Regions from separate parts of the Homo sapiens genome. Here region 2 is linked to region 1. A link is a loop called in an ENCODE intact Hi-C map of the cell type or tissue named here. Cell type or tissue: right lobe of liver. All regions are shown on one strand. Each heading gives the region's core, and the rest is flanking DNA. Links, peaks and the distances in the headings are about the cores only. Region 1 has its middle 13 kb from the start of ABAT. Region 2 has its middle 8.7 kb from the start of TMEM186.

Region 1 (5,376 bases), core at 256-5,255:
AGTGCACGTCAAGGCTCTACTGTAGACACCCACTCTGGGAGGTCATTGCACAAAGCCCAAATCCCTTTGCAGGGCCCACAAGGCCCTCCAAGGCCTGGCCCCTGCCTCCCTTCCCAGCCCCATCTCATCCACCATATTGAATCCTCCCCACTCCGAGAATGCACCACTCTCTTGGCCATGTGCCTTAATGCAACCCCTCCTCACCCTCTCAAACCACCCACCCAGCCCCTCTCCCCTGCCCCTTCTTCCACAAAGCCTTCCCCAGTGTCCACAGCCCATTTAAAACTTGGTGTGATAATCAGCCAGGCACGCTGGCTCACACCTGTAATCCCAGCACTTTGGGAGGCCAAGGTGGGCAGATAACTTGAGGTCAGGAGTTCGAGACCAGCCTGGCCAACATGGTGAAACCCCATCTGTACTAAAAATACAAAAATTAGTTGGGCACAGTGGTGTGCCCCTGTAGTCCCAGCTACTTGTGAGGCTAAGAAGGGAGAATTGCTTGAACCTGGGAGGCAGAGGTTGCAGTGAGCCAAGATTGCGCCTCTGTACTCTAGCCTGGGCAACAGAATGAGGAAAAAAAAAAAAAACGAACAAAAAAAACTTGGTATGATAATCATCCATCCTTCACCAGATCATGAGTCCTGGAATGACAGAGCTGGCATCATATGAATTGCCCAGCCTGACCCTCCCAGCCATTCTGCAAATATCTACCAAGGAGTGTCCACATGCTGGATATTTATGAGGTATTGGGAGGCAGCAGGGAGCCAGGCATTACACCTGTCTGACCTCACGAAGCCTACATTCTAGAGGAGGCAACCTGCAATAAACAAATAAATGCAAAATATAATGTCAGGTAGTGTAAAGAACCACAGTCCAAAAGCTACAAGTGAGGCAAAAAGGTGACTGCATGCTAGAGCCATCAGGACAGTGCAGCACTTGTGTATACAATTGATTAAATTGATTAGGGCGCAAGGACTTCGCTTTTTTTTTTTCCAGACAGCGTCTTACCTTGTTACCCAGGCTGGAGTGCAGTGGCGCAGTCTTGGCTCACTGCAGCCTCGACCTCCTGGGCTCAAGCGATCCTCCCACCTCAGCCCCACCAAGTAGCTGGGATTACAGGCACAAGTCACCATACCCAGCTAATTTTTTGTATTTCTTGTAGAGACGGGGTCTCACTATGTTGCCCAGGCTGGTCTCAAACTCCTGAGCACAAGCCATCCTCCCACCTCAGCCTCACAAAATGCTAGGATTATAAGTGTGAGCCACCACATCTGGCCACATTTTTCATTTCTGTTGAACTGAAATCATGTGATGCTTTTCTCTTCTGTCTAGTAGGAAAATCACCCCAAAGGGTACAGTGATTTTTGCCCTGTAGGACATTAACTGACTTTATGTGTAACATGGCCTGTTTTTGTTTTTGTTTTTGTTTTTTTGTTTGTTTGTTTTGAGATGGAGTCTCACTCTGTTGCCCAGGCTGGAGTGCAGTGGTGTGATCTCAGCTCACTGCAGCCTCCGCCCTCTGGATTCAAGCAATTCTCGTGCCTCAGCCTCCCAAGCTGGAACTACAAGCGCACACCACCACACCTGGCTAATTTTTGTATTTTTTTTTAGTAGAGATGGGGGTTTCACCATGTTGGCCAGGCTGGTCTCGAACTCCTGACCTCAAGTGATCCGCCTGCTTCGGCCTCCCAAAGTGCTGGGATTACAGGTGTGACCCACTGCGCCCAGCATAATATGGCAATTTTATCTCCTCATTTTTCCTACTTCCTAGAAGAATCCCTGTTTTTCGAATTCTCATTGGAGCCAGCTTTGTCATTGTGCCTAGGCCCTCATTAGTAAAGTAAATAAGACTTTTAATACATACTCACTACTGACTTTAAGATAATTATGTTTTAATGGTTTGAGAATTATAGCCTTGGCAGTGTTGGTAAGTACTAGAAAGAACAATAGAGCCATCGGGGGCTGGAAGAGTGTGAATGAGGGCGGTCGCTGCTTCAGGTGGGGAGATTGGGCCGGCAAGTGGGCAAGTCTTGGAGGAGGAGGAGGAGGAGGAGGAGGAGGAGGAGGAGGAGGAGGAGGAGGGGGAGGAGGGGGAGGAGGGGGAGGAGGAAGAGGAGGAGGAGGAGGAAGAGGAGGAGGAGGAGGAGGAGGAGGAGGAGCTGTGCTGAGTGGGTGAGCGGATGAGTGAACGGAAACCCAGAGCTACCAGGGATCCGGACTCTGGCCCGACCAGTGGGGAAGACAGGTGATGAGTTTGGTCTTGGCTTCAAGTCTCCCAAAGGGTCTGGATGTCATGTTCTCCTCCCCCAGGTTCCGCGGCTTGAGGGAAGCAGGGCCGTCAGGCACCTTGCGTCCCTGCTGGCCCCTGGCAGGATTCTCACCACAAGGTGGTGCCCCAGCCTCATGAATCCAGGGCCAGACGTGCCAGAAAGGAATCCAAGGTAATCATCAGTCCTGGCAGCCATGCCAACGTGTGGGTCTACAGTGACTCTCGGGGGACCCTAACTAACCTGCTATACATTGTACAGCAGCACGTGAGTTCTGAGAGCCGCCAGTACCCAGCTAGCCCCAAACCCGAATTCAGATAAAACCCGCCTTTATTAAGAACTTACCGTTGGCCGGGCGCGGTGGCTCACACCTGTAATCCCAGCACTTTGGGAGGCCAAGGCGGGCAGATCACGAGGTCAGGAGATCGAGACCATCCTGGCTAAAATGGTGAAACCCCGTCTCTACTAAAAACACAAAATATTAGCCGGGCGTGGTGGCGGGCGCCTGTAGTCCCAGCTACTGCGGAGGCTGAGGAGGAGAATGGCGTGAACCCAGGAGGCTGAGCTTGCAGTGAGCCGAGATTGAGCCACTGCACTCCAGCCTGGGCGACACAGCGAGACTCCGTCTCAAAAAAAAAAAAAAAAGAACTTAAAATTGATCTCATTTATCTGCCCAACAACTTTGTACTCATATTATTTTATTCTATTTTATTTTATCACTATTATTATTATATTTTTGTAGAGACAGGGTCTCACTATATTGACCAGGATGATTTCGAACTCCCGGCCTCAAGCAATCCTCCCACTTTGGCCTCTCAAAATGCTGGAATTACAGGCATGAGCCACTGTGCCCAGCCTCCTGTACCCATTTTAGGGACACGTAAGCTAAGGCTCGAATCTTTACAGAGGCTGTCTGAGGTCACAGGACTCAGAAGTAGCAAGAATGGGCTTGGCATGGTGGCTCACGCCTATAATCCCAATACTTTGAGAGACAGAGGTGGGAAGATCACTTGAGTCCAGGAGTTCAAGACCAGCCTGGACAACATACCAAGACTGTCTCTACCAAAAGAAAAACAATCAGCTGGGTGCAGTGGCACGTGTCCGTAGTCCCAGCTACTCAGGAGGCCAAGGCAAGAGAATTGTTTGAGCCCAGGAGTTTGAGGTTACAGTGAACTGTGACTGCACCACTGCACTCCCGCCTGGGCAATAGAGCGAGACTCTGTCTCTAAAAATAAAAATAGCAAAGAAGTAACAAGAGGTGGGATCTAACACCGGTTCTGTCTTTCCATTGGAAACCCAGAGCTCTTTCCATGACCCCTGCCCAGGGTGAATATTGTTTGTCTGAAGGAATCCAGGAGCCTTGTGGATTGGAGCTTATGCTGTGCCATTGTCTTTGGATGGATTGAAGGGTTTGACATGCCAGGGCTGGGACATGATGACAGTCTTATTCTGCCTGCCTCAGGCTTCAGGAAACAACTGCTGTTAGAGCCATGTGGGAGCGTTTCTTGGGGGTGTTTCTTTGGAGCGTTTCTTCTAGACCAGGAAGGTGACAACCTTCACAGTGGGATGCATGGACTGGTGGTGGAGTTTCCAGCTTCAGAGCTCACCAAGAAAGAGCATGAAGCTGATGGTTTGGGTCCTGGAGACAGGGACAAAAGGAACAGAGCCTTCCCCCAGCACCCCTTTCCACTGGAGGTTCCTCAGAGGCAATAAAGCTTGATGGTTAGAACATGGCACCTGGCATCTGAACTCAAACCAGCCCGAACACTCACCTCTCTGAGCCTCAGAATCCTGGTCTGTAAAATGCGCACACTACTAGTACTTACTTCTCAAAGTTGGACTTGGTAATGTCTGTCAAGCACCTAACATATAACAGGGCAAGGAAGAAAAGCTCAAGCAATGGTAGCCATCACCAGGCGTGGTGGCTCACACCTGTAACCCCAGCACTTTGGGAGGCTGAAGCGGGTGGATCACCTGAGGTCAGGAGTTCGAGACCAGCCTGGCCAACATGGTGAAACCCCGTCTCTACTAAAAATACAAAAATTAGCCGGGCATGATGGCAGGCGCCTATAATCAGCTACTTGGGAGGCTGAGGTAGGAGAATCACTTGAACCCGGGAGGCAGAGGTTACAGTGAGCCAAGATTGCACCACTGCACTCCAGCCTGGGTGACAAGAGCAAAACTCCGTCTCAAAAAAAAAAAAAAAAAAAGGTAGCCAAGCCATCATCATCATCATCTCCCTATTATTATTAATCTCTGTTGCATTTCTATTAACTGTGTGTCTTGGGAGAATGGAAATTCCCCAAGTAGGCGTCCTGCTCAACAGTTAATGATGGTAAAACAGTCTCACTTGCCTAACCACTTCGCCTAAGTGTTACTTGACTGACAGGGTGGGTTATTTTGGGGAGAAAAAAAATCAGTCAAGCTCTCGAGTGCACCGTCCCTGAAAGGTTTCTATGACAACACATACCTGGATGTTCCAGTGGGAGGGTCACCTGGGGAAGAGTTCAGAGCTAAAATCAAGAGGGGGCCCCACCCAGGTGGGGGCCCCACCTGGAGGCTGGGGGAGGTCCTCCCACTCCTCCTATTTTTCTGCCTGTGTTTTCCCAGCCCTGACTCTGTATCCCTTTTAAACCTCTTCACAGCCCTGTGGGGTAAGTACTATTATTCTTACATCCATTTTACAGATGAAGCAACTGAGGCTTGGAGAAATTAAAGCTTGCCCAAGGTCAGTCTGCTGATCACATCTTGGATCATCTTAGACCTTTCTGGGTTTCATTTGTCAGACTAGAGGAGTTACACTAGAGTGAGGTTTCTCAGTCTCAGCACTGCCAACGTGTTGGGCTCAGTAATCCCATGTCATAGGAGACTGTCCTATGCATTGTAGAGCATTCAGCAGTCCCCTCGGCCTCTACCCACCGGATGCCAGGAGCACCTCCCTGTCTCCCACCCCCGACCACAGTCATGACAACCAAAACTGTCTCCAGCTGTGGCTAGATGGCCCCAGTTAATAACCACTGGGCTAGGCAATGATCTTTCCTCTTTCCTTACACTTGTGCATTCTAAGTTTTTTAATTTTTTTTTTTTTTTTAGATGGAGTCTCGCTCTG
Region 2 (5,376 bases), core at 209-5,208, 130 kb after region 1:
CAGGCACAGTGGATCCCACCTGTAATCCCAGCACTTCAGCAGGCCGAAGTGGGCAGATCACCCAGCTAATTTTTTTGTATTTTTAGTAGAGATGCGGTTTCGCCATGTTGGCCAGGCTGGTCTCGAACTCCTAACCTCAGGTGATCCTCCCACCTTGGCCTCCCAAAGTGCTGGGATTACAGGCGGGAGCCACCGTGCCTGGCCATCAAAGGGTTACTGACCTTGAAGTTCCGGTGCCTTCAACTCACCTACCTTAGGAATGTGCATGTCGGAGCTCACACTCAACGCCGACCAGGTCAAGTTGACCTTCCAAGGCTGATGGCCAGGCTGGCCGAGAGAAAGTTCCTTGAGCGATTGACAGTTCCTACCCTCAGCTAGTCCTGAGTTGACTGCACACAAGTGCACATACACTCACATCTGTCCACATGCTAATATTACAGCATCCTTCCACATCAGTGTGTATCAAATCCTAACTTTCAAGTTGTGTGATTGGGAGCAGATTCCCTTAACCTCTCCAAGCTTCAATTTCCTCATCTTAAAAACAGGCATACAAGACTGGGTGTGGTAGCTCATGCCTGTAATCCCAGCACTTCAGGAGGCCAAAGCGGGTGAATTCGCCTGAGCTCAGGAGTTTGAGACCAGCTTGGGCAACACAGCAAGACCCTGTCTCTACTAAGAATAAAATTTTAAAATTTTTATTGGCATGGTGGCATGTGCCTATAATTCCAGCTACTTGGGAGGCTGGGGTGGGAGGATTGCCTGAGCCCAAGAGATTGAGGCTGCAGTGAACTATGATTGCACCACTGCACTCCAGCCTGGGCGACAGAGTGAGACCTTGTCTCGAAACAAAAAAAAGTATACAAATAGTAAGTCTTCACTTAATGTCACAGATAGGTTCTTGGAAATGGATGGCAGGTCCTCGAAAACATCATTTCATTCAAAGTTGTCTTGTTATAACATTGTTTCTTTCAACATCTTACTATTATGATGAGGAAAAAATATTGGTTTCATTGTATGTCGTTTAACTTATAATCAGTTTCCCAAAACTTACTGATGACATTAAATGAGGATTTACTGTACCTACCTCACCCGTCTGTTGTAAAAATTATAAAGCACTGGCCGGGCATAGTGGCTCACTCCCATAATCCCAGCACTTGGGGAGGCCGAGGCGGGCAGATCACTTGAGCCAGGAGTTTGAGACCAGCCTGACCAACATGGTGAAACCCCGTCTCTACTAAAAACATATAAATTAGCCAGGTGTGGTGGCACATGCCTGTAGTCTCAGCTACTTGGGAGGCTGAGGCACGAGAATCGCTTGAACTCAGGAGGCGGAGGTTGCAGTGAGCCAAGATCGTGCCACTGCACTCCAGCCTGGGTGACAGAGCGAGACTCCGTCTCAAAAAACAAAACAAAACCAAAAAAAAATTGTTAAAGAGTCACAGTTTTCTTTTCTTTTTTTTTTTTTTTTTGAGACAAGAGTCTCACTCTGTCGCCCAGGCTGGCGTGCAGTGGTGCAATCTTGGCTCGCAGCAACCTCCACCTCCCAAGTTCAAGTGATTGTCCTGCCTCAGTCTCCCCAGTGACTGGGATTACAGGCATGCACCACCAACCCCAGCTAATTTTTTGTCATTTCTAGTAGAGACGGGATTTCGCCATGTTGGACAGGCCGGTCTCGGACTCCTGAGCTCAGGTGATCCGCCTGCCTCGGCCTCCCAAAGTGCTGGGATTACAGGCATGAACCACTGTGCCGGCCTGTTTTCTATATTCTGTCCTTCCCCTGGGGAGGCAGTGGAATGACCCAGCTCTACTGTTTTCTAGACGGGTGATCGTGGGCAAGTCACTTCAGTTCTCTGAACCTTATTCTGCCAAAAAAGGATGATTATAGTATTGCTAGCTAACATTTATTGAGTGCTTGCCTGGACTGAGCACTATTTTAAGTGCTTTTCATGTAGTAAGTCATGTAATCCTCCCCACAATCCTGGGTAGGTGGTGTTATTATCTTCACTTCACAGAGGAAGAAACCGAGGCAGAGAAAGAGGTTATACAGCTGGGAATTGGCAGGGCTGGAATTCAAGCAGGCAAGAAGTTTGGCTTCAGAAGCCATATGCTTCACCCGAACACTCTACCACCTCTCTGGGGTTCTCCAACTCAAAGTGTTGCTGGCAGATTAAATGAAATCCTATAATAATTGCCCAGCACACAGTAGGCATTTAATACATGCTGGTGTCCTTTACTGCTTCTTCTCCATGAATAGCTGAGTGTGTCTCATATATAGTTCTAAAAGGCAATATTATATTTCTGTGAGAGTTAACTTCCCACTGGTAAATATTAAATCTACTTCACACCATAGGTGCAAGCCCAGCTGAATCTGAGAGTGTATTTCAACTGTTAATCAGTAAAATGAATGTTTGTGTCCTTAGAGTTGGTATGAACATGGCCATACCTAGACGGTACTGGCCTTGCCTGATGGGACTCTAATCAGGCAAGATTTTACAATTGAATGGCGCAGGATCAAAACAAGGCCATTAAAAGTTGGACTCTGCCCGGAGTTCAAAGGGACCCTGTTGCTTTCTATTTAGGAACTCACGAGTCTTGCAGTCATAAAGCAGCAACATAAAGCAAGCTCCCAACTCTAGTTCTCCAGGCAATTCATCCAGGCTGTCCCCTGCAAGCTGCTCAGCCCACCAGATCTGCTTTGGGGAGCGCATTAAACATGGTTATGCAATGATTGGGTGGCGGATGCCATAGACATCTGGCCCTATGACAAGGTAAGTCTCATTTTTGGTAACCAGCATAGGAAGGAGGACAACAGCTACCACTGGGCTGTGCTTCCCACGTGCACACTGGGAGCATCGTCACCAGGTCCCCAGTTGATGCAGACCTCATGTGTGGATGGTGGCCATATGAAAACTGACATGTGGCTGGGCACAGCAGCTCACGCCTGTAATCCCCACCCTTTGGGAGGCCAAGGTGGGCCGATCACTTGAGGCCAGGAGTTTGAAACCATCCTGGCCAACGTGGTGAAACCCTGTCCCTACTAAAAATACAAAAATTGGCTGAGCGTGGTGGCGTGCGCCTGTAACCCCAGCTACTCAGGAGGCTGAGGCAGAGAATCACTTGAACCCAGGAGGCAGAGGTTGCAGTGAGCTGAGATTGCACCACTGCACTGTAGACTGGGTGACAGAGCGAGGATCCATCTTAAAACAAACAAACAAACAAACAAACAAACAAACAGAAAAACAGGCCAGACCCAGTGGCTCACGCCTGTAATCCCAGAACTTTGGGAGGCTGAGGCAGGTGGATCATGAGGTCAGGAGTTCAAGACCAGCCTGGACAACATGGTGAAACCCCGTCTCTACTAAAAATACAAAAATTAGCCGGCGTGGTGGTGGGTGCCTGTAACCCCAGCTCCTTGGGAGGCTAAGGCAGGAGAATGGCTTGATCCCCGGGAGGCAGAGGTTGCAGTGAGCCGAGATCACACCTGTGCACTTCAGCCTGGGCGACAGAGCAAGACTCTGTCTCGAAAAACAAAAAAATAAAACGGACATGCTCCAGACCACCCTAGGCATCTAAATTATTTACATGGCCACAGCATGGCAGGGAGACGGGGGCAAAATCCAGACAAGAAGGAAAGCCACTTGACAAGGGACAAACATGGTTAAATCACAGCTGCTTTAACTGAGTTTTCAAAGACTGCATGTTTCCTTCCATCTACTCAGCTTCTGAGTCCAGAATTGGAATTCATGGTTGAGAAACTTTCCTTTGCCTAGAAAGCTGGTGGGAGGAGAAGGGAATGGAAGAACAGACTGTTTATTACAGCGTTTTTCTTCATTTGCTAGGATGAATGATGTGCTCATTATACCCCTCTCACCCTCAATCCTCTCCCGGGGGTAGCCACTCTTCACAATTTGCAATGTATGTATGTATGTATGTATTTGAGATGGAGTCTCACACTGTAGCCCAGGCTGGAGTGAGATGTTGCGATCTCCGCTCACTGCAATCTCTGCCTCCTGGGTTCAAGCAATTCTCCTGCCTCAGCCTCCTGAGTAGCTGAGATTACAGGCGTCTGACACCACCCCCAGCTAATTTTTGTATTTTGAGTAGAGATGGGGTTTCACCATGTTGACCAGGCTGGTCTCGAACTCCTGACCTCAAGTCATCCACCTGCCTCAGCATCCCAAAGTGCTGGGATTACAGCCACTGCACCTGGCCAACATGTACTTTTTAAAAACACAAATAAGATCACACAGAACTACACTGTTCTGTGACTTGCTTTTTTTTTTTCACTACCTACCTCGTGGTCTTTTCCACAGATACAGTACAATCTCACTCTTTTTAAAGGTTGCATGTATACTACAATATTAATCTACCAACATTTACTTAACCATGTGGCCTACTAATGGAAACTTAGATTATTCCCAGTTTTTACTTTTCTTATTTATTTATTGAGACAGGGTCTCACTCTGTCACCCAGGCTAGAGTGCAGTGGCACAGTGATGGCTCACTGCAGCCTTGAACTTCCGGGCTCAAACAATTCTCCTGCCTCAGCCTCCCAAGTAGCTAGGACTACAGGCATGTGCCACCATATCCAGCTAATGTTTTATTTTTTCTTTTGTAGAGATGGGGTTTCACTATGTTGACCGGGCTGGTTTCGAACTCCTGGTCTCAAGCGATCCTTCCACCTCAGCTTCCCAAAGTGCTGGGATTACTGGCATGAGCCATCATGCCCGGACTAGTTTTTTTGCTATTGGAAATATTTCAGTCAACATCCTTATATGTACACTTCAGTATTTCTGTTAGATTATTGCTATATTCTGAATGTTTATGTCACCCCCAAATTCATATGTTGAAACCTAATTTCCAATGTGATGATATCTGGAGATGGGAACTTTGGAAGTGGATTAGGTCATGAGGGTGGATCCCTCATGAATGGGATTAGTGCCCTATAAAAAATTTCAGAGAGCTCCCTCACCTCTTTTGCCATGGGAGACCACAGCAGGAATAAGCCTGTCTACCAACCAGGAAACAGGCCCTCCTAGACAATGAACCCGCTGACGCATTAATCTTGGATTTCCCAGCCTCCAGAACTGTAAAAATTAATGTTGCTTGAGCCATCCAGCCTACGGTATTTTTGTTACAGCAGCCCAAGTGAACTAAGACAATCATGTTATAATTGTTGTTAAAGGGGGCAACTGCCAATATATCTACCACCCAAATCTAAAGACAACTCCCATTTTCTGAGAAGCTGCTTTGCCATCTATTGTATGGCTTTGGGTGATTCTCAAAACTTGTAGTACTGTGGAATAACCTGGGAAGCATAAACAAACAGATGCCCAGGTTCTACCAGATTCAACAAGGGTTGGGCACACTTAATGT

Evidence for each region. A loop is a pair of places that touch in the nucleus more often than their neighbours do. Peaks named below come from ENCODE experiments on the same cell type or tissue, not always from the same donor. Only the 100,000 strongest peaks of a DNase experiment are listed, where the experiment ranks them.
Region 2: a loop joins it to region 1, with 2.8 times the contacts of the local background. A loop is called at or near these places in 95 of 110 quality-filtered maps.

Annotation. Positions count from the first base shown.
Region 1 is chr16:8,658,749-8,664,124 of GRCh38, forward strand. It overlaps a transcript of METTL22 not described here. Among named protein-coding and RNA genes, the nearest start is that of ABAT, 13 kb to the right of the region's middle. In right lobe of liver, for the core only: a CTCF peak has its summit at 2,380 (motif pointing right); a DNase peak (open chromatin) is centred at 2,403.
Region 2 is chr16:8,786,244-8,791,619 of GRCh38, forward strand. No RefSeq gene overlaps it. Among named protein-coding and RNA genes, the nearest start is that of TMEM186, 8.7 kb to the right of the region's middle. In right lobe of liver, for the core only: no CTCF peak of the experiment used is centred there; a DNase peak (open chromatin) is centred at 2,574; H3K27ac peaks cover 1,137 bases.